Regions from separate parts of the Homo sapiens genome. Here region 2 is linked to region 1. The links are chromatin loops, found by intact Hi-C in ENCODE. Cell type or tissue: heart right ventricle. All regions are shown on one strand. Each heading gives the region's core, and the rest is flanking DNA. Links, peaks and the distances in the headings are about the cores only. Region 1 has its middle 180 kb from the start of DMAC1. Region 2 has its middle 170 kb from the start of DMAC1.

Region 1 (9,667 bases), core at 447-8,446:
ATGCCACTGAGGTCATCAGCAATGGTAATGGAACACCTAAATATGACACCAAATGGACACCATAATAGCCTTAATCTCTGGAAGCTTTCAAATCACACTATATGGTTCTGGAGGCACTTAGACTGTCCACCTTCCATGGATGATTCTGGTTAGAAAGGAGGCAATGGGCAATGGCAAGGAGTGAGGGGAGAGATAGGGAAGTTTGCCTATGGCTCCTCACTACAGGGCCACATGGGAGAAGGCACAGCTAGGACCTCTTCCATTATGTGTATATATGGAAGTAGGGAAGGACTTCCCTTAATCTCTTATCTCTTTGTTACTTTGTGACAGTGCTTCTTTTTTTTTCTCTTTTTCCTTCTTTTTTTTTGAGACTGAGTCCCCCTCTGTTGCCCAGGCAGGAGTGCAGTGGCGTGATCTTGGCTCACTGCAACCTGCCTCCCTGGTTCAAGTGATTCTCTTGCCTTAGCCTCCTGAGTAGCTGGGATTACAGGCACAGGCCACTACGTCCAGCTAATTTCTGTATTTTTAGTAGAGATGGGGTGTCACCATGTTGGCCAGGCTGTTCTCGAACTCCTGACCTCAGGTGATCCTCCTGCCTCAGCCTCCCAAATTGCCAGGATCACATGCATAAGCCACTATGCCAGGCAAATGGTGTTTCTATCTCAATAAATATCAACAACAGACACCGAAAGTCTAAAACAGAAAAAGGTGGAAATTACTTTTCTTTTTTTTTTTTTTTTTGAGATGGAGTCTCACACTGTCGCCCAGGCTAGAGTGCAATGGCGTGATCTCGGCTCACTGCAACCTCGGTTTCCTGGGTTCAAGTGATTCTCCTGCCTCAGCCTCCCAAGTAGCTGGGATTACAGGTGTCTGCCACCATGCCCAGCTAATTTTTTTTGTATTTTTTTAGTAGAGATGGGGTTTCACTATGTTGGCCAGGCTGGTCTCAAACTCCTGACCTCATGATCCTCCTGCCTCGGCCTCCCAAAGTGCTGGGGTTACAGGTGTGAGCCACTGTGGCCAGCCGGAAATTACTTTTAATAAACTTCTCCAGTGGCTCCCTAATGTCAAGCAGCATATGTAATTACATTGGGACAAGCACTGCGTCCTGGAACTAGCCTGAATAGCCACACTGCTATGGCAAGAGGTCATCCTGGTTGGTCAGGCTTCTTCCAAAACATGAGAAATATTGACAGCGGACAGAGTGCCATTGTCTGGCTGTGAAAATGTTTCTGTTGTTTATGAGTTAATCTGAACTGTTCACGAATGAAAATGCCGTTAGTCCTCTGAGTCTGGTTTTTCTTTCTCACCCCTTCACTTTGGAAGACAGCCTGCTTTCCAATGAAATTCACATCCTAGATAAGACCGTTGCTGCACAGGCAAGATAGCAGACATCAAGGCTTACGGGCAATGGAAGTTATGACCAAATCAAAACCACTGCTCTGTGTCCTGTCCAACAGAGATAGGACATTTATATTCATATTTGGCTAAGTTTCTCAATCAGTGATTGATGAACTAAAGCTCATCTTCATAGTAAGGTGATGTAATTTTCCTCTTTGGATGATATTTGCATTGTAAATCTGTTAGAAGGCAGGAATGGCACAGTCTCACTGTGTAATAATATCTCAAAGCAGAGCTATAGTCAGAGGGAATTTTTTTTAATAGAATCTGAGAAATAGTGCATTTCATATAAAATTTTGAAACAGATTGGGTGGGAGAATGCCAGATAACTAGTTATTGCAGGAGTGGGGGGTGATGAACTGTGGAAACGGATTTAGGCTCTTTCAAATCCCCAAGGTTCCCTATGCCAACGTGTGGCTATAATGTGGAAAATACAGCAACAGGGAACCCTGAACACTCAGATCCTAAATGCCTTGCAAATAATCAGATGTGCTTTTTCTAGAAAGCCTCATGATTTTCTTAGCTTAGCTATGAAAATGGATTTCATTTTACTTTTTTCTAAACAAGTCTTTCCACTGAATGGCAACTTTAGTACTCAAAGGCTTCTGTCTTGGCCTCTTCATTGTAATTTTAAATCAGTTTTAACGGGTCAGAATTCTAAGCCGAGAGTCATTATTTGGGAAAAATTTTCTCAAAAATTTTTAGCAAGAAATGGACACATTTTTACTTAATTCTGAAAAACATCTTTTTCTATTTGCCTTGATTAAATTTCTTTTGAGTCTTAAAAATAACATTTACACTGTTGGGCTTGCAAACATTCTGCAGATTTTCTTTGTAACATTTATACATATTACTCCACTGTTTGTTCAGCCACAGAAGTGGCCTTTCTTTGGGCTTTCTCCCCACTTTAGTTTTAGCCAAAAATGAAGTGCTAATCCCACGTGGTGGGCAGACATGTGGCCTGCTCCTCCTAAAAACCTCAGCCACCAGCCAGTGTGATCAGAGGGCTTTAAAATGTCTCTTCAGGCCCAGGTGACAGACTGGGAAGTGGATTGTGAAAAACCAGGAATATCAAACTCTGTTTTTCTCTCCATGTTGGAAAGCATTTGTCCTCTGAGCAGAGGTGAGGAAGGGCCATTTTCTCAGGTCCCTACTAGCAGCATGCCACATTCTGCCTTCATCTTGATGAACATCTGTCTGCCCCTACCTGAAAGTGATTTATTGAAAAAGCCTCAGTGTGTGTGCTTCCAGGAAAATGCAGCTGCTCTACTCCCACACTGCCTTGGTGAAGAGCACCCTCTGCATGGAGCTCACATTATTAATCATTAGAGAAATGCAAATCAAAACAGCAGTGAGATACTATCTCACACCAGCCAGAATGGCTGTTATTAAAAAGTCAGAAAATAACAGATGCTGGCGAGGTTGTGGGGAAAAAGGGGAATGTTTAGATGCTGCTGTTGGGAATGTAAATTAGGTTAGCCATTGGGGAAAGTAGTTTGGTGTTTTCACGAAGAACTTAAAACAGAGCTACCATTTGACTCAGCAACCCCATTACTGGGTATCTACTCAAAGGAATATACACTCTCCTCCTATAAAGATACATGCATGTATATGTTCATCACAGCATTAATAGCAAAGACCTGGGTTCTCAAATTTAAGGGAGAAAGTCCACATAATTGAATGATGCTCCAGTCCTGTGGAAATAGCCTGAGACCACCCAAATGATAGCAAGCAAAGGCTATTTATTTAGAGCTTGCTACAGCATGCTGTCAGCTGCCAGCATTTGTGTTTGACAAAAGATTGACAGGCAGGCAGGGGAGTGGGAAAGCTGTATAGTAAAGGGAAGGCCCCAGGTGCACTCTGATTGGAGTTTGTTAACATGTGAAGCCAAGACACTAACTAGAATAAGGACATCTCATGTGATTGATTAGGGAGCGTACCGGACTTCCTCTGATTGGGCCTGAGTTGGAAGGAGGGAGTTGGAGACAGAGAGATAGAAACTGTCAGTTATTGACCAAGTCTTGACCTTTCTGGACCAGTTGCTGTGGAGGGTGTGGGTTTAGCTTGCTGGGCTTCTTATGTGGATTGGAGTTTATTGTCATATATGGCCTGGCATTGTCCATCTGAGTATTCAGTCTCTCAATTGGTATGAAGGAAATACTGACATGTCATTAAGTGTAGAGCTGTGCTGTTCAGTGCAGCAGCCACCTTGCGTGGCTATTGAGCAACTGAAATGTAGCTGATCAGAAATGAAATGTGCTGTGACCGGGCGCGGTGGCTCAAGCCTGTAATCCCAGCACTTTGGGAGGCCGAGGTGGGCGGATCACGAGGTCAGGAGATCGAGACCATCCTGGCTAACATGGTGAAACCCCATCTGTACTAAAAATACAAAAAAAAAGAAAACCAAAAATTAGCCAGGTGTGGTGGTGGGCGCCTGTAGTCCCAGCTACTCAGGAGGCTGAGGCAGGAGAATGGCGTGATTCCCGGATGTGGAGCTTGCAGTGAGCAGAGATGGCACCACTGCACTCCAGCCTGGGGTGACAGAGCGAGACTCTGTATCAAAAAAAAAAGAATTGAGATATGCTGTAAGTGCACAATATGCATGCATTTCAAAGCTTCTATATAAAAAAGAAAAAAATATCATGAATAGTGTTTTAATATTTAGTACATGTTAAAATGATAATTTGGAGTCTATATTAGATTAAATAAAAATATTAAAATCAATTTCACTTCTTTCCTTTTACTTTTTTTAATGTGGCCAGGAGAAAATTTTAAATTTTATTCGTGGGTCACATTTCTGGCTTGCATTCTATACTGATCGGATAGTGCTGGAAAAGAGGATTGATACATTAAACAAGGGCTGTGGGTGGTGTTTCTCCTGGGAAATCCTTTACAAATCTTCACATAGTATAAATACATTTTCTGTGTAAGAGCAGAGCAACTTATAATGAGAAGGTACTTTTGGGGACCCAAAACCTGAGGATAAAGGAATTACCTGTTCAAAATACTATTGTTTAAAAACTTTATAGGTTTGACTCAACATTATCTTTGGGAAAAGCCCGTATTTGGTTTAGGAAATCTTTTTAGTGTACCTTGTGTTATACGAATAATCAAATAATAGAAGAGAGGGCTTGAATGGAGGAATCTCTTACCCTACCTGGTATTGGAAACTGAAAGTTTGCTTTTCTGAATTGATGAGATTATTGTGGTGTTGCGATTGTTCTCTTTTCTCGAGAAAGGAGCTAGGGGACAAAAACAGGAAGAGGAGGCTGAGACGCAGGGGAAGAGGTTCTGAGGACAAGGGTGGCCCAGCAGCACAGCATGGCAGTCAGATGGGAGCTGAGGAGGGAGCTAGCTCTAGGGGACCCCTTACAGTGGGACTTGAAGAGAAGTGCCAATTAATAACCAATGCTAAGCTCTTCTCCCTTTCTGCCTAATAATTCATTTTTTATATTTTCAAATCTGTAGCAAAGTCAGGCATTGGGATTGGGCTTGGCACTTCCTTGGGGAAAGAAAGAAGAACTGCATCCGCATTTTAAAGGATTGCAGCACATTCATTAAATCCTCCACTTTCTTCCAGCTCCTTTGTAATGCTATTTGTTTCAACACAAGTGTTTAAAATAAGACACACAATTTTAATACCTTTAGACTACCCACTATTGTCTTCCCTGAATCTTTTTCTATTGGCTCAAGAATGCAAAACTGTAGCAAGTCTCAAAGGGTTCATACTGTTGAAAGGTTCGCTGTAGATTAAAAATAGCACCGTAGTTTATCTTCGGCTGCTGGGGTATTGGTTTACTTTTCTCACAGAAACAGGCTTTAATTACGGAGCAAAGAATAAACTGGACTTGATTGCTCCCCGGAAAGACTGACATTTCAGTCTCTCCCACAAAATACTTATTGATGTTGATGTAAGAGGAAGAGAAGAGTCAGAATACAAAAGAGCTTTGTGTTGCCTGCAGTTGGGAGGCATCCTTTGTCTTCCCAACTTAGCAGTTTTGATATGGAAGTCAACACAAGATAAAAAATATAAAGCACAACATTGTCATTTTCACAATCTTTCTTTGTGACTGTACTTCAGAAAACACCCACAGTAAGACAATTGATGTTTTTGAGCTGCTGGAGAAAAAAGGAAAGCAAAGAAAACAGTCAACAAAACTGACCACATTTCAAATTCATACTTAGGAAAATATATTATTTACAATAATTATAGCTGCATTTTCCACAGATGTTGAAACACAGATGATGATTTAACATTCAAATGGGAGAGAAAAACCCTCATTCAAAATAATTGGTGACATGTAAACCCCTCTTCGAATGCAGTTTGGGATTAATTAAAATGTATATGCCATGGTACATATCAAAAAAAGAAAAAGTCCTGAGTATTCAGGGCTAAAGAGACAGGGATTCTTTTCCCATCCCTAATATTTCCTTAGAGAAATATTCCTTGCAAGTAGGTAAACATCTGCTATTAGCTAGATAAAGAAGGTAGACAGCAAAGGATACTGTGTAAACAGAAGGAGATCCATCTAAAAATAATTCTTATGTACACAGATAAAGGGATCATGTTAGGAGCGACCATGAGAGGGGCAATACAAACAGAGAGATTTTCATGGAGACATATACCTAGCTAGAAATATTTTCTGATTTTGGTAACAATTGCCAGCCTCTCAGCTTACTGGCTGGAGGAGATCTTACCTTCTTCTCTATTGTCATAGCAAACCCAACAATACAGAGTGTGTGTGTGTGCGAGGGGGTGGTGGGGAGGCAGTAGGGGGGTGAAGTTTTCATTAATTCCAGAGAATTCAAATGCAGAAAATTAAAAAAAATTTTGCAAAATGAAAGAAAAATGAAATCAAACATGATCTTTAAGAAAATAAAAAGGCAATGTGAAAAATCTCTAAAATCCACATTGTTTCTTAGCATTCCTCAAGAGAATGTGATGTTGGTAGGAAGATACGTGGACTCCAAAACAAGAATTCACTCCCAGTCAGCCTAAAGCTAGTTCTTGGCACCCTCAAATCTTCATCGTTCTCAAGTGTGCAGAAGGAATGCTTTAAATAACTCGTGAAAATGGCAAAGTAGAATTTCAGATTTCAAAACATTTCTGTGTGAAGCAACTCAAAGGAACAGCATCACAATCATCATTCTCTAGGAGCATTTCCCCCCAAGCTCCGTGGCAGTGCGTTAAGATACAACACAAAGCCAATGAAACCTAGGTACTCCTGTTTTTTGAGACTGCATCAACAATTACTTCCTTTTTAAACTGTGGCACTAAGTAAAGTGTCCTTTCATGAACTAGTAAAGCAAAACTCTGAAGATTAATAAAATCATTTTATAAACAAGAGGGCAATTAGTGATGTTTACAAGATATTCAATGTTGGGACCCATTTCAATGATAAATTCCTACAGGAAATTTAGTACTGCTAGAATTTATGTCCAACTAATTTATTGAATGACATTGCAGCTATTGAACATGAGCATGAGAGATATTATTTATCTAATAGTAGGCTAATGAGATAAAACATAAATTGTTGAGATAATGAGTCCATTGCTTTAGTGTAAATTGAGAAAATGGCTATAATTAAGAGTGGTATTGATTATGAAACTTTCCCAGGTCGACTGACCTCAGAATGCACGACTGCCACATTCTGTCTGTCATTGCCATAGAATTGGCTGGATCAATCTTACAAGTGGAAAATCCACCCACAAGTGGGAAATCCGCAAGGGAAAGATAGAATTGTCATTCTAGGGAGGTAATGTGGATTCCCACTTTCTGGAATAGTGCCATGGGTCTGAATTCACAGATGCTGCGGTCCCGTTATGATTACTCAACTCCTTAGGTTACAGTGGCTCAAATTCTACCACTGGCATTTTAACCTGTGTCCCAACTGTTTTATTTGTCATATTGCCACCTGCGCACTCAGACCAAAACAGAGGGTATGGCTGGAAGCCATAATATTGGTGGCTCAGGTAAAAAAAGTCATGAAGTTCCATTGGGCTGCCAGTGGGAAGGGTTTATCTTTGAACTCATCTCAACATAATAACTTTCTTTTCATTAAGAGAGTTGTGATAACGATGCCCCTAAAATAAGCACCCTCCTGCAATAAATTTGATTCTCCTGCCAGTCACTATCGTGGCCCACAGATATATGATCTCCTTTATTTTGTAAGCAGCATTAACCACCTGAGAAGGCACATAGGCTTCAATTCCTTCAACTTTGTATAATTTAAGCCCGTGACCTAAGAAATAAATTATAGATGTTTAGATGAGATGCCTGATCAGAACAAACAATATCTCTCCTCTTCAACATTAATTTGTCATCATTTCTTTATGATATGTGGCAGATAGGGGAAAATACAAAGGAATATCAGATCAGGAAGATTTTAATTTGACTTATATAATGGTCAAGAAGAGATCTCATAGCTTGAATCTTAGGTATGAGGCTTTGGAAAAGATTTAATAAGAGAAAAAATCTTAGAATCTGATCACAACATGAAAATGTTTACAGTTTCTCATATGAGACTAACTAGCAAAATCAGCTCAGTTGCAACAGATATCATAGGAATAAATTAAGTAATTGAAATGCATCCTTTATGTTATCTTAAGTGTCTATACCAAAATCCACCAACAAAGAATGTTTTAGTGGTAATAAATGTTATAACTGTTAGTTATTGAAGGTTTGTTTTTCCCCAGAAAAAAAAAGAAAGGTCTTTTTTAAATTTGCAATTTTATGATGGTTTTCTATAACTTCGGGTGGTCTTGATCAAGTTGCTTTTCCTCATTGGACCTCAATTTCCATATCTATAAAGCAAAGAAAATGGTCCAGTTGATCTCTGACATTCCTTCTAGCACTAAGAACCTGATTCCAACACATTCCCATTTGCCAGTACAGTAACATAGTACAAAGTAAATGACAAGCATAGCTAAGATATTGAAATAATACTAATGTTTTATCTCCTTGTGACTTGTCCATTATCTGTTAGTGAGCACATGACATTCTGTGTGACAGAGAGCTACTAATTGCTACTTTACATGACAGAAGTGGACTCTTGTAAGGATGTATTTGAAGAAGAATATCTATACTTGGTAAGTAGAATGGACCTTGGTAGAGGTGCATATTCTTTGTCAGAAGTAGGTATGAAATCTATATTTTGGTGAAATTAGTAGTCTATGGACTGATTCTGCATTCCTAAACTAAACCAAAAGATGCTCTTGTTTCAATGGCACTTATCCTGAATTAAAACTCAGATTACTCTGTATTTAAAATATTTATCAAATATTAACTAAATATAAAATTATGATGAGAATGTGCAAAGATTTCAGCAGACCCTAATTTCTGTTTCACTGCATGAATTCATCTTTTTGTTGAAATGTTGTGAAGGTTCTGAATTGCCTCTACCTTCTGCAGCATAGTTAGCTGTGTTCCTGGGGACAGAAATGATACCAGGCTTATCCATCTCTTGCAAAGCTAACAAATATCAAAGCCAATGAGGTCCACTAAGGTTTGAGTGGTGGAGCGACTGAGATAATCAGTTGGTGTTTGGTATAAGAAAACAAGTCTAGTCTAACCTTTTGAATGATACACTGGCTAGAATAAATAGCTAGATTTCTGGGAGTTGGAAGCAGGATTGCATTTGCAAAGCCTATACTAGAAAAGGAAATACATATATTTTTAAATTACACTTTTAATGACCATTTCTGCCCATCTTTATAACCTTACATAGCATGAACTTGAGCAAACGAGGATTGAGATTTCAACCTTAATCAAGCCCTAAATATTGGCAAAACTCTTCTTGGATTCATGGCAGGTCTTTTTGCCTGTTTCTAAAAAAAAAAGAAAAAAGCAGCCTATTAGCTGTGCTGCAGAAGAATAAATCAGGATCTGATTACATAGTTTAGTCGGCAAATTAATTCATGAATTTTCCAACATTTTTAAAAGCACTCGTGTTGAAGTGCTGAACTCCTGCCCCTGGTGAAACTTTCAGAGCCCTTTTGAGACACACAGATACAAAGAGAAAATATGTAAAATAATGAGAAGCATTTTCATGATATTTAGTGGTATTTGTTTGCTCCTCAGAATTCTATTAATTTAAGAGAATGACTTGCAACTGTTACTACATTAAGAATCTTGGCAAGCACCAGAGTATAATTATTTCTGCTATAGCACTGACACATACAAAAGAAAGGAACCGATTCATGGACTCTATATACATATTTCTGGCTATTTTTATTTATATTATTGTGATTTACAGTTTCCAGAAAT
Region 2 (9,667 bases), core at 1,213-9,212, 350 kb before region 1:
AACACCAGCAGACCTGTAGCAGAGGGGCCTGACTGTTAGAAGGAAAACTAACAAACAGAAAGGAATAGCATCAACATCAACAAAAAGGACATCCACACGGGAACCCCATCTGAAGGTCACCAACATCAAAGACCAAAGGTAGATAAATCCAGGAAGATGAGGAAAAACCATCGCCTAAAGTTTGAAAATTCCAAAAACCAGAACTCCTCTTCTCCTCCAAAGGATCACAACCCCTCGTCAGCAAGGGAACAAAACTGGACAGAGAATGAGTTTGACAAATTGACAGAAGTAGGCTTCAGAAGGTGGGTAATAACAAACTCCTCCAAGCTAAAGGAACATGTTCTAACCCAATGTGAGGAAGCTAAGAACCTTGAAAAAAGGTTAGAGGAATTGCTAACTAGAATAACCAGTTTAGAGAAGAACATAAATGACCTGAGGGAGCTGAAAAACATAGCACAAGAACCTCATGAAGCATACACAAGTATCAATAGCCAAATCGATCAAGTGGAAGAAAGGATATCAGAGATTGAAGATCAACTTAATGAAATAAAGCATGAAGACAAGATTAGAGAAAAAAGAATGAAAAGGAACAAACAAAGCCTCCAAGAAATGTGGGACTATATGAATAGGCCAAACCTGAGTTTGATTGGTGAACCTGAAAAGGATGGGGAGAATGGAACCAAGTTGGAAAACACTCTTCAGGATATTATCCAGGAGAACATCCCCAACCTAGCAAGACAGGCCAACACTCAAATTCAGGAAATACAAAGAACACCATAAAGATACTCCTCTAGAAGAGCAACCCCAAGACACATAATTATCAGATTCACCAAAGCTGAAATGAAGGAAAAAATGTTAAGGGCAGCCAGAGAGAAAGGGCAGGTTACTCAGAAAGGAAAGCCCATCAGACTAACAGCAGGTCTCTGCAGAAACCCTACAAGCCAGAAGAGAGTGAGGGCCAATATTCAACATTCTTAAAGAGAAGAATTTTCAACCCAGAATTTCATATCCAGCCAAACTAAGCTTCATAAAGGAAGGAGAAATAAAATCCTTTACAGGCAAGCAAACACTGAGAGATTTTGTGACCACCAGGCCTGCCTTACAAGAGCTCCTGAAGGAAGCACTAAATATGGAAAGGAAAAACCGGTACCAGCCACTGCAAAAACATACCAAATTGTAAAAGCTATTGACACTATGAAGAAGCTGCATCAACTAACAGGCAGAATAACCAGCTAGCCTCATAATGGCAGGATCAAATTCACACATAAAAATATTAACCTTTAATGTAAACGGGCTAAATGCCACAATTAAAAGGCACACACTGGCAAATTAGAAGGAGTCAAGACTCATTGGTGTGCTGTATTCAGGAGACTGGTCTCATGTGCAAAGACACACATAGGCTTGAAATAAAGGAATGGAGGAAGATTCACCAAGCAAATGGAAAGCAAAAAAAAAAAAAAAAAAAAAAAAGCAGGGCTTGCAATCCTAGTCTCTGATAAAACAGACTGTAAACCAACAAAGATCAAAAAAGACAAAGAAGGACATTACATAATGGTAAAGGGATTAATGCAACAAGAAGAGCTAACAATCCTAAATATATATGCACCCAATACAGGAGCACCCAGATTCATAAAGCAAGTTCTTAGAGACCTACAAAGAGACTTAGACTCCCACACAATAATAATGGGAGACTTTAACACCCCATTGTCAATATTAGATCAACGAGACAAAAAATTAACAAAGATGTTCAGGACTTGAACTCAGCTCTGGACCAAGTGGACCGAATAGACATCTACAGAACTCTCCACCCCAAATAAACAGAATATATTCTTCTCAGTACCACATCGCACTTATTCTAAAATTGGCCACATAATTGGAAGTACAACACTCTTCAGCAAATGCCAAAAAACAAAAATCATAACAAATAGTTTCTCAGACCACAGTGCAATCAAGTTAGAACTCAGGATTAAGAAACTCACTCAAAAGCGCACAACTACATGGATACTGAACAGCCTGCTCTTGAATGACTACTGGGTAAATAATGAAATCAAGGCAGAAATAAATAAGTTATTTGAAACCAATGAGAACAAAGACACAACGTACCAGAATCTCTGGGACACAGCTAAAGCAGTGTTTAGAGAGAAATTTATAGCACTTAATGCCCACAAGAGAAACCTGGAAAGATCTAAAATCGACACCCTAACATCACAATTAAAAGGACTAGAGAAGCAAGAGTAAACAAATTCAAAAGCTATCAGAAGGCAAGAAATAACCAAGGTCAGGCAGAACTGAAGGAGATAGAGACACAAAAATCCTGTCAAAAAAAATCCATGAATCCGGGAGCTGGTTTTTTGAATAAATTAACAAAACAGACTGCTAGCCAGACTAATAAAGAAGAAAATGAGAGAAGAATCAAATAGACACAATAAAAAATGATAAAAGGGATATCAACACCGATCCCACAGAAATACAAACTACCATCACAGAATACTATAAACACCTCTGCGCAAATAACCAAGAAAATCTAGAAGAAATAGATAAATTCCTGGATACATACACCCTCCCAAAACTAAACCAGGAAGAAGTCGAAACCCTGAGTAGACCAATAACAGTTCTGAAATTGAGGCATTAATTAATAGCCTACCAACCCAAAAAAGCCCAGGATGAGATGGATTCACAGCCAAATCGTAACAGAGGTACAAAGAGGAGCTGGTACCATTCCTTCTGAAACAATTCCAAACAATAGAAAAAGAGGGACTCCTCCCTAACTCATTTTATGAGGCCAGCATCATCCTGATACCAAAACCTGGCAGAGATGCAACAACAACAAAATTATTTCAGGCCAATATCCCTGATGAACATCGATGCAAAAATCTTCAATAAAATACTGGCAAACCAAATCCAGTAGCTCATCCAAAAGCTTATCCACCAGGATCAAGTGGGCTTCTTCCCTGGGATGCAAGGCTGGTTCAACATACTCAAATCAATAAAGGTAATCCATCACATAAACAGAACCAATGACAAAAACCACATGATTATTTTAATAGATGCAGAAAAGGCCTTTGATAAAATTCAACATTTCTTTATGCTAAAAACTATCAATAAACTAGGTATTGATGGAATGTATCTCAAAATAATAAGAGCTATTTATGGCACACCCATAGCCAATATCATACTGAATGGGCAAAAGCTGAAAGACTTCCCTTTGAAAACGGGCATAAGACAAGGATGCCCTCTCTCGCCACTCTCACCACTCTCATCACTCTCATACTCCTATTCAACACAGTGTTGGAAATCCTGGCCAGGGCAATCAGACAAGAGAAATAAATACAGGGTATTCAAGTAGGAAGAGAGAAAGTCAAATTGTCTCTGTTTGGAGATGACATGATTGTATACCTAAAAAACCCCATTGTTTCAGCCCCCAAACTCCTTAAGTTGATAAATAACTTCAGCAAAGTCTCAAGATACAAATCTGTGTGGAGAAATCACAAGCATTCCTATACACCAATAATAGACAAGCAGAGAGCCAAATCATGAGTGAACTCCCATTCACAAGTGTTGCAGGGAGAATAAAACACCTAGGAATACAACTTACAAGTGACATGAAGGACCTCTTCAAGGAGAACTACAAACCAGTGCTCAAGGAAATAAGAGAGGGCACAAACAAATGGAAAAACATTCCATGCTCATTGTAGGAAGAATCAGTATCATGAAAATGGCCATACTGCCCAAAGTAATTTATAAATTCAATGCTATTTCCATTGAGCTACCATTGACTTTCTTCACAGAACTAGAAAAAAACTACTTTAAATTTCATATGGAACCAAAAAAGAGCCCTTATAGCCAATACAATCCTAAGCAAAAAGAACAAAGCTGGAGGCATCATGCTACCTGACTTCAAACTATATTACAATGCTACAGTAACCAAAACAACATGGTACTGGTACCAAAACAGATATATAGACCAATGAAACAGAACAGAGGTCTCAGAAATAACACCACACATCTACAACCATCTGATCTTTGACAAACCTCACAAAAACAAGCAATGGAGTAAAGAATTCCCTATTTAATAAATGGTCTTAGGAAAACTGGCTAGCCATATGCAGAAAACAGAAACTGGACCCCTTCCTTACACCTTATACAAAAATTAACTCAAGATGGATTAAATACTTAATTGTAAGACCTAAAATCATAGAAACCCTAGAAGAAAACCTAGGCAATATCATTCAGGACATAGACATGGGCAAAGACTTCATGACTAAAACACCAAAAGCAATGGCAACAAAAGCAAAAATTGACAAATGACGTCTGATTAAAGAGCTTCTGCACAGCAAAAGGAACTATCATCAGAGTGAACAGGCAACCTACAGAATGGAGAAAATTTTTACAGTCTATCCATCTGACAAAGGGCTAATATCCAGAATCTACAAGGAACTTAAACAACTTTACAAGAAAAAAAAAACCGTCAAAAAGTGGGTGAAGGATATAAACAGACACTTCTCAAAGGAAGACATTTATGCAGCCAATAAACATATAAAAAAAAAGCTCATTATCACTGGTCATTAGAGAAATGCAGATCAAAACCACAGTGAGATACCATCTCACGCCAGTTAGAATGGCAATCATTAAAAAGTCAGGGAACAACAGATGCTGGAGAGGATGTGGAGAAATAGTAATTCTTTTACATTGTTGGTGGGAGTACAAATTAGTTCAACCGTTGTGGAAGACAGTGTGGCAATTCCTCAAGGATCTAGAACCAGAAATACCATTTGACCCAGCAATCCCATTACTGGTTACATACCCAGAGGAATATAAATCATTCTACTATAAAGACACCTGTACATGTATGTTTATTGTGGTACTGTTCACAATAGCAAAGACTTGGAACCAACTCAAATGCCCATCAATGATGGATAAAGAAAATGTGGCACATATACACTATGGAATACTATACAGCCATAAACAGGATGACTTCGTGTCTTTTGTAGCGATATGGATGAATCTGGAAATCATTATTCTCAGCAAACTAACACAGGAACAGAAAACCAAACACTGCATGTTCTCACTCATAAGTGGGAGCCAAACAATGAGAACACATGGACATAGGGAGTGGAACATCACACGCCGGGGTCTGTTGGGGGATAGAGGGCTAGGGGAGGATAGCATTAGGAGAAATACCTAACGTAGATGTCGGGTTGATGGGTGCAGCAAACCACCGTGGTGTGTGTATACCTATGTAACAAACTTGCATCTTCTGCATATGTGTCCCAGAACTTAAAGTATAATAAGAAAAGAAAAGAAAAAGAAAGTAAATTGCTGAAAAAAAGATATACCATACAAACGTATGCATAGAAAAGATACAGTGGTTATATTAATATCACATAAAATATATTGCAAAATAAAATGTGCTAACTGAGAATAAATGGAACACTTTACAATGACAAAAATCATTTCAAAGGGGTATATAACAAATTCTTATACACCATTAATAAAGTTTCAAAAGAAAAGAAGCAAAACTTGATGGAATTAAAGGGGGAAACAGACTATTCTAAAATCACAGATGAAGAATTTAACACTACTCTTTCAGCAATTGATAGAATAACTAGAAAAAAATCAAAAAGATCTAAACACCTCGACTAACCTTTTTGATGTTTGATATTCATATAAGACTACACTCAACAATGGCAGAAGGTACATTTGTTTTCAGATGCACGAAGTACATTTACTAGGATAGACCATATAGTGAGCTTTAAACAAAAGTCTCAAATATAAAAATATTGAACTCATACATATTATGTTCTTTCATCATAGTAGAATTAAGCTAGAAATCAACATTGAGAGAGTAGAAAAATATAAATACCTGGAAATTAAACTGTACTCTTTTGAATAATTTTTGAGTCAAAAAATTACAGGAGGGGTTGAAAGTATTTTGAACTGACTTATAATGACAATCCAACAATAAAAGTTTGTGGGGTGCAGCTAATAGTACTAGAAAAATTCAGAACTTTAATGCTTGCAGTAGGAAAGAAAGGTCTTAAAACAATGGTCTAATCTTTTATCTAAGAATCTAGAAAAAGAAGCAAAAATTAAATCCAAAGAGCACAGAAGGGAAGTGTAGAAATCAATGAAATAAAAGTAGAAAAATATTAGATAATAGTCAATGAAACCAAAAGCTGATTCTTTGGGGGAAAAAATAATAAAATAGATACACTTTTAGCTGTACTGATCATGACAAAAATAAAAAAAATGCAGAAATTACAAATATCAAGATAAAAACAGAGGACATTCCTGCAGCTCCTTCAGACATTGGAAGCAGAATAATGAAATATTACCATGTTATGTTAATGCATTTGGCAATCTAGATAATATAAACAAATTATTTGAAAGGCACAAATAACCAAACTGACTCTAGAATAAATAAAAAAATTGAACAATCTATATCAACTAAATAAACTGATTTATAATTGAAAAGCCTCCCTCACATAAAACTCCTGAGTTAGATGGCTTCATTGGTGAATTATATTAAACATGTATGGAAAAAAGTCCCAATCTTATACAAATTGCTTTCAGGAAACAAAGGAAGAGGGAACGCTTCCCAACATAATTTGTAAGTATAGTATTACTCTTATTTCAAAACCAAATAAAGACATCACAAAAAAATAGACCTAAAACTAGTATCTCTCATAAACATAGAAGTATTTGCAAATAAAACCCAACAAGATATAAAAAGATAATATATCATGACCAAGTGGAGCTAATCTTGCAAGTTTGATAAAACATATGAAAATCAGTTATTATAATTTTACCATTCTAATAGAATGAAGGAGTGAAACTATATAATATTTCAATAGATGAAAAAAATTTTAAAAACTTGGACTAATTTTACACACTTTTGTAATACAAACTTTCAGCAAACTTGGAATAAAGGGAACATAGTCTGATTTATGACATCTGTGAAAAATCTACCACTAACATCACACTCACTGGTAAAAGCCTTAATGAGTTCTGTCAAAGATCAGGAAGATTACTTTTATTTAATACAGTAGTGGAAGTCTTAGCCAGCTCGGTGAAGTAAGTAAAAGAGATAAAAGGCATACCATTTGGAAAAGAGGAAATATAAGTGTTTTAATTTGCAGATGACATAATCATGCGTGTAGAAAGACATAGAGAATCCACAAAAAACTACTAACATAAAAATACTTAGGTATAAATTTTACAAATGATATGCAAGAATTGAATACTGAAACACTGTGAAGGGAAATTAGAGAGGACCTTAAAAATGGACACACACAGACACACACACACACACACGTATCTGTATATCCATGGATCATGTTCACAGACTGAAAGACTCAATATATTAAGATAGCAATCCTGCCCAAATTTACCAAGATATTTAATGCAATCCCAAGATACTTTTTTAAAACAAATAAATTGGGATACTGATTTAAAAGTTTATATGCAAAGATAAAGAACTAGAATAGCTTAGTTTTTTGAAAAAGAACAAAATTGGAGAACTTATACTATTGAATTTCAAAATTTTCTATAAAGCTAAAGTAATCAAAAACTGGTATTGGCATACAAATTGATATGTAGATCATGGAGCAATATAGAGTCTGAAAATAGATGCATACTTATATGGCAAATTGATTTTCAACAGATGTGCCAAGCTATTTTGAACACTTAAATTATTATATGTATTAAGCTAGAGTAGGTTAGAATGCAGTAACAAATGAACTGCCAACTTCAGTGGCTTAAACAAGAATTACATTTCTTGTCTGAGATGGGTATTTGGATTTGTAAGGTAGCTCTCCTCCACAGGAAAATTCAGGGACCCAGGCCAATGGTGGCTCTGAAATTTTCAACATACTGCTTCCAAGATCCCTCTGAACATTACTGTAGACTTCATATGAAAGGGGAAAGACCATGTATATGAGGGGCCAGATGTGTATGTTCTTTATAAGCCAGAGCTAGACCTCAGTTACATGGTTATACTCAGCTCCAGTGGAGGCTAGGATATGTAGTTAAGCTGTATGCCTAGGATGAATAAAAAGCATATTTTGGTGAAGAGCTAATAGTCTTTGGTACAGTATTGAAGAGTATGCAATATAAGTAAATGGACAGTGTAAATTGAAGAAATATATAAATGACAAATGAATAACAGCTATGTCAATAATTGCAACAGTCTTCATTGGACGTATGCCAATATAATTCTGGAGACATTGCTACCAAGGGAGATGATTACCAACCTAGTGAAGATGAGAATGATAGAATACAGTATTACCCAATGAACCTGCATCTAATGCAATATTCCTTTTATTTTCTTCCTAGGTCCTAATCCTAGAAGGTGTATGTCATATGCAATACACATAGGCAGCGTAACTGATTATGAAGATGTGATCATGGTATCTTGAAGGAAACTGTCAGGCTACAAGTTATATAGCCATCAGTTATGCAATTGACTCCTGAATAGATACTGTCTTTGATGACCTGTTTGTGGAGGGCCTAATATTACCATGTATCTGAATGTATCAAGTACTACTTCTAAAGCATGGTTAGTGCTAATTTCAGTTAGTGCTTGTGAATGAATAAATCAGACAGACATTGCTATTAGTACTCTTGTTATTTTTTTCCCAAATTCGCAAAGTGAGAAATTACTTTACATGAGGAGAACCTACTTTCTGTTTTACTACTTCTGTTTGTAAGAGGAAAAGAAATTAAGTTCTGAAAAATCCCAAAATATTATGAAAATACAAAGGCAAAATAAATCCTGGAGACCTGGTAATAATTAATGATGTCATGTATCTTCTGAGTGTGTGTGTGTGTGTGTGTGTGTGTGTGTGTGTGTGTGTGTGTATAGATGGCCAAGTGAGAAAAAACAGAGAAATTCCAGGTTATGTCAAGGGAGACATTAGATCATAAATTCTTATTGTTGCAAAATGATATCATCAATTCTTATTGAAAAATGAAAAATGGTAACAGAGCACCTTCTAATGCCTGATTTCTATTCAAATCTCAGGTGTAATACTTGGAAAAAAATCTTGAAGAGGCTGCAAAAATCTAAGAAAGCACTGCCTGAGTTGTCCTAGTTTACAGATGGCATGGTTGAGATAAAGCAGTCTCGTTTCTAAAATCTTCAAAGGGCCATGGATATAAAGAAGGTAATACAGGAGTCTGCTATGACTCACTTTCCTAATATGGGAAGTTCAAGAAAAAAAATTTTATCAAGCATCTATGTGTGTCAGAAAATGTGCTTGCAGCTTTGTGTGTATTTTTACTTAGTACCCTTCAAACCAACATGCAAATGAGAAATTACCTCTCATTTTAAAGCGCAAACATTAAGGCTCAGACAAGCCTAAATAATTTGATTGCTGGGATTCTATTTGCAGATTTGCCTGATTCCAAATCCCAGTTTATTCTATCAAAATCTCAATAGAATAAAAAACAGTTGGTTATTTGTATCTACTTTCCCATGGAATAGGGACAAGCCTTCCCTTTCTATGAGGCTAGCTCCAACTTAAATAGAAAGCTTTTCCACTCCTGCCTAGCCGTTCCTTAACTTTCCCTTTGTTCTTAACCATGGCTGCTTTCACACAGGCTTTGCCTCCACAGAAGTTGACAAGAGTTGGGTAGAAGCTGTTCTCTTTAGCTGTGACAGAAACTC

The links. A loop is a pair of places that touch in the nucleus more often than their neighbours do. Peaks named below come from ENCODE experiments on the same cell type or tissue, not always from the same donor. Only the 100,000 strongest peaks of a DNase experiment are listed, where the experiment ranks them.
Region 2: it touches region 1 in a loop (7-fold over the local background); 4 of 110 quality-filtered maps call a loop at or near these places.

Annotation. Positions count from the first base shown.
Region 1 is chr9:7,978,430-7,988,096 of GRCh38, forward strand. No RefSeq gene overlaps it. Among named protein-coding and RNA genes, the nearest start is that of DMAC1, 180 kb to the left of the region's middle. In heart right ventricle, for the core only: no CTCF peak of the experiment used is centred there; no DNase peak of the experiment used is centred there.
Region 2 is chr9:7,627,364-7,637,030 of GRCh38, forward strand. No RefSeq gene overlaps it. Among named protein-coding and RNA genes, the nearest start is that of DMAC1, 170 kb to the right of the region's middle. In heart right ventricle, for the core only: no CTCF peak of the experiment used is centred there; no DNase peak of the experiment used is centred there.